Regions from separate parts of the Homo sapiens genome. Here region 2 is linked to region 1. Evidence: read pairs that join two places in POLR2A ChIA-PET (ENCODE). Cell type or tissue: OCI-LY7. All regions are shown on one strand.

Region 1 (2,500 bases):
TTATTCTTTCTAAGAATTACTGCATTGTTGGAATTAAGAGACAGAGTTTGTTGAGGTAAATTTATACTTTTTTATACTTTTTCTAGATAAAATCCTAACCTTTTCCTCATTTTTACTATGAGCTTTTGGTCCCCATTTAAATTGATGCATTTTATTCCCAGAATATGAAGACCTCCTGGGCTTACTAGACATTAAAACTCCCCATCGTTTATAATACGTGCTTGTTTGCCTGTCTTCTCCATTGGTGTCAACTCCATGAGATCAAGGACGGTGACTGTGTATTGACTATTTAACCCCTAATTATTCCTGGCACATGTGAGACATTCAATAAATCATAGCTTACCTTGACAGACGTAACTCATCTCTATAGGTTCTATTAAGGCCATTAATTACCACTAGAGCTACAGAGTAACAGTCAACCAACTCTAGTCGGGACGTGGGGATCCAAATTTAGCAGGCAGCATTTGGGTTTGGAAAATGACCTGGTTTTTAAAAAACAATTCCTGCAAATGTCCTGCTGGAGTCTGGGATAAATAATGAGTATAGAGCAAGTGATTATTCAAAGTAGATCAAGGAATACTTACAAACAAGATTTCTTGCCCTTTGCCCATCTCCTCAACACAAGTAAACCCCACCATCTACTCTTTTTGTTCCCATTTCAATTGCTATGTAAAAAGTTCACAAAACCAGGCTGATGACAATCATCTGAAAACCTAATTTTTCAAGCACACGTGAACCCTTAAAATTGTTCAAGAATCCTCTAATCTGCAGTGCCACAGGCCTCCTGTTGCCCACCCCCTCCAGTCTGCTCCAAACATTTTTCCTCTTCTGTCCCTCTCTTCAGAAGATACTCTTCTCTCCAAACGCACCAAAGAGAAAAGCTTTCACATGAGCTCTTCCACTCCTATACTTCTCATTCCTTTCCCTCTCCCTCCTAACTCGAGGTGAGAAGGAGGAAAGACCCCAGAGCCCAACTGCACTGCCTTCTGTAAGACACATCTTCTCCCCTATTATACTCAGCCAGCAAGCATTCCCACCTTTAAGCACAACAGAAATCACTCATGTGTGCTGGTCTATGATTCTCAAACCACAACCTTAGCACCAAGGTTATATGTGGTTCCTCCCTAAGGGAAAAGCACACCTCATCTTCCTGAGATAACCACATTTAGCTTCAATGAACATTTTTACAGAATTTAAAACTGAGACGTTTCCAGTCCAAACATCACACATTTCTAGATGATTCATTTTTCAAATGTTCCATCAATGGCATCTACCCACATATTTTCCCATGCTTATTAAGACCCACCAGTATATGCCTGGCCCTCTGCTAGGTACATGGGGGAATAAGGCCCATGTCTCAGTATCTGGGGAGCTCACAGTCTAAAGAGGAAAGCAGACACACTGGCAGATAATGTCAGCAGCACTGGGTCAGTGCTTTGATAGAGGTTCACAAAGGGAACACAGAAGAGATTCTAGAAAGTCTTCCAAGAGGAAGTGACACCTCACTGATCAGCTTGACACTGATTGCAAAGTCAGGAGACCCACCTGGGTTTGAGTACCAGCTCTGTTACTTACTGGCTGTGGCCTGAGCCATGCTCTTCCTTCCCTACATGTGAAATGGGAATATCTACCCTCACATGGTTCTTTTGAGGCTGAAACATATGTAAATGCACCTATCACAGTGCCTGAAACTGAGTACAATTTGTTTCACCCTGATAATACCGTACTCTTTGATAACATCAAAAGTCAAAGCAACCTCAATAAGAGAAAAACACAATCCTCTTTGGGAGCTCTAAGCCAGTCTCACCCAGTCTGGGCATTCTGCTTTGCTCACAGCTGCTAATCTCAAACTGTAAATTGATTACGATATTTAGTTAAGCTCAAGAATCTCTGATTTATGTCCATAATTAATGTCCCATTGTGATACCTATTATATCTATGCAGGAAAATATATGTACTGAATGAGTAGAAATATTAATTTGCATTATGAAGAAACACCAAAAACTCCCATAAAACATCTGTGCTTATATAAATCTACCCAAACATACACTTGGATTTGATTTTGGAAACAAGGCTCTTTTCTTTCTTGATGGGCATTCAATAATTGTTGCTTTTAGAGAGTGGCTTTGTCATCTTATTTCTATGAGAGTATTACTTTGATTGAAGGAGATTGCTCAGGAGGAAAGCACAGAGGCACTTTTCTGTTATCACCGGTGAAGTGTTGGTAACATGAGATCTTTGGAATAATGGCACCTGCACTGACAATTCAGTGTAATTCTCAATATTTTCCATTGAGCCCAGGCAGGGTGAGCACATAGGCCTTTCATCATTTTCCTAGGAGAGTTTATGATGCTGCCTACTCCTGTATTCACACACCTGCAAGACTTTCCCCATTCAGAGTATCTTATTTTATGGTTTAAATTACTACTGTAATATAATGTAATGGGTTAGTGAGGTTCTAACTAAGGCCCACCCTACTGGAGCTTTCATAGCCTAGGAA
Region 2 (2,500 bases), 520 kb after region 1:
TCCACATTATCCTGAGAAGCAAATCATCCACCTCAGGTGAGGCTTTGCATTGTCTCCCACCAAGGGGAGGCTGCTCTTCTCTAGCAAAGAGGATGGGAGATCACTTCTACCAGTCCAGACTTTCAGGGGAATCTGAGGGTCCGGTTTAACAGGAATACCCACACAAATGTTCCCCTCCTAGGTTTCAGGGTCCCAGTCTTTCCCTACTGGCTCTCTGATTTCAGCATAGAAGTCTTTCTGGAGTAGTGAATTTAGCCCCCTGTGTACTGCCACTACTCTTGCAATCAGATCTTAGGTCTGATTTTCAGCACAGTCTGCCTTCTGGCTTCAGGAGTTAATGGTCTATTTCAGCACCACCCTGTGAGCCTTCCGGCTTTCACACTGGGACATAAATTGATAGTTGGCTAATCTGAGCCTGCCATTTTCTTTGTTTAGGGCTTTAATTGCAGTTAACTTCAGCCAAACAACTCTGCAATCCTTACAGTTACCATTGCCCCCTATCTCTCAAGTGATAGAGATATACCACTGTGTTTCCTTCCACCTACAAATCTTCCCAATCCAATCAGGTGACAGCCTTAGCAAGACTGAGGCTACAGCACACCAGGTGTTACCACCACTTCACTTACCACCAGAAATGTGGTTTTTATTGCCATCTTGACTGTGAGTGATTGCGTCCAAGAAGCCTATCTTGAGAATCTACTTCCCAGGACCATTTGCAATACCAACTGTCTCAGGTTATGTTCCCCTAGAAGCAGATCCTGAGACAAGGATTAAGTGTAAGCAGCTAGTTTATTTTAGAGCTGATCTCAGGAAATAACAATAGGGAAATGGGGAAGCAACACAAAGAAGGAAAAGCAATAAAGTATATGTGTTAATAAGCAGGCTCCCACTATGGGCAACTAAGGCTCCATGTCACCAGGGAACTGTCAGAGTAGAACATGCCGTAGAGCTGTCCTACTCAAGGGGAAAGGAAGCTGGTATATTTGTCCTTCCACTCCTGTGCACCCTTGGCTGAATGCTATTCCTGAGGGTGTTAACAACCCCATGCTTCTGGCCTCAGCCAACCAACTCTGCAATATGGTGAAGAGGAAGCACTCAGGCAGAAAATCAATCACAGGTGCTTGTGCAGGACACCATCTGCATGTACCAGAAAATCAAGTACCCAGGGGATCTGGGTGGGGCACTGACTGCAGCAACAGGTCTATTGAGAGTACAAGATATACATGCATTGCAATTACTAAAGAATAAAAAGAGCGAAGTTACTGAAAGCTTACTATGTTTAAGCATTTTACATGCTGTTAACTCCTTTCATGTTCACAATAACCCTGTTAGTTGACTACTATTAGGATCCCCATTTTACAGGTGAGGAAAATGAGACACGGAGGTACTAAGACATGGAGATACTTGCCCAACATCCCACAGCAAGTAAATCACTATTCTTCAAGCTCCATGAGGGCTGTTGACTCTTCACCGATGTGTATTTGGTGATTTTGTTCACCAATGTATATTTAATAGACATTTAATGTATCTTTGCTACGTAAAATGTATATTTACAATGTATATTTAACAGATTAAATGAATGATGAGATTATCTCGTATGTACACAATGAGCTCCTCGAGGACTGGAACTGGATCTTTTGGTCTTGGTATTCAGAGCACCTAGCACTCAATGAGAATTTATTGAATAAATGAGTGAATGACTTAGGTAGGGGCTGAGAACTGGAAGTCTCTTCCTCTGCCACAAATAACTGTGGGAGCTTGGCTAAGTCACCTCCCTGGCTTGGCTTCAGTTCCCCACTCTAGAAACACGCCACACCACACTTGCCTCGTACCCTTGCAGACCCTTGCTCAAGTACCACCACTGCCATAATTCTTGGACTCTCATTGGCACTGCCAGTCCATTGGCCCCACCTCTTCTCACTATCCATTGGTCCCCTCCTGGCTTCCTTCCTCTACTTGAGTGATTCAATTTCACCCCATCATCTTCCCGGTGGTGTGTGAGTTTCCTACGGCAGATGTAACAAATTACCAGAAACTGCATGGCTTCAAGCAAAAGAGTCTATTCTCTCACTGTTCTGGAGGCCAGAAGTCTGAAATCAAGGCGGCAGCAGGGCCGAACTCCCTGTGAAGTCTCTAGAGGAGAACCTTCCTCATCTCTTCCAACTTCTGGCTCCAGGTGTACCTCGGCCTGGGGCTGCATAACTACAGTCTCTCCTCCATCTTTACATGATCTTTTCCTCCTCTGTGTCTTGTCTTCTTCTTTTTTTTTTTTTTTGTGGTTGTTATTTTTGTTTTGTTTTGTTTTGTTTTGTTTTGTTTAGAGGGAGTCTCTCTCTGTTGCTCAGGCTACAGTGCAGTGGTGCCATCTCGGCTTACTGCAACCTCTGCCTCCTGGGTTCAAGCAATTCTCGTGCCTCGGCCTCCTGAGTCTCTGGGATTACAAGCACCCACCACCACACCCAGCTAATTTTTTGTATTTTTTAGTAGAGTCGGGGTTTCG

Evidence for each region. Peaks named below come from ENCODE experiments on the same cell type or tissue, not always from the same donor. Only the 100,000 strongest peaks of a DNase experiment are listed, where the experiment ranks them.
Region 2: POLR2A ChIA-PET joins it to region 1 with 17 read pairs; 1 of 35 experiments calls an interaction of 5 or more read pairs at or near these places.

What each region holds. Positions count from the first base shown.
Region 1 is chr9:123,683,480-123,685,979 of GRCh38, forward strand. All of the region lies in intron 5 of DENND1A (DENN domain containing 1A), which reads right to left. Among named protein-coding and RNA genes, the nearest start is that of MIR7150, 200 kb to the left of the region's middle. RefSeq lists an enhancer at 1,363-1,412. In OCI-LY7, no CTCF peak of the experiment used is centred here; a DNase peak (open chromatin) is centred at 1,492; H3K4me3 peaks cover 550 bases; H3K27ac peaks cover 888 bases.
Region 2 is chr9:124,205,492-124,207,991 of GRCh38, forward strand. No RefSeq gene overlaps it. Among named protein-coding and RNA genes, the nearest start is that of NEK6, 51 kb to the right of the region's middle. In OCI-LY7, no CTCF peak of the experiment used is centred here; DNase peaks (open chromatin) are centred at 343, 630 and 1,110; H3K4me3 peaks cover 1,452 bases; H3K27ac peaks cover 2,365 bases.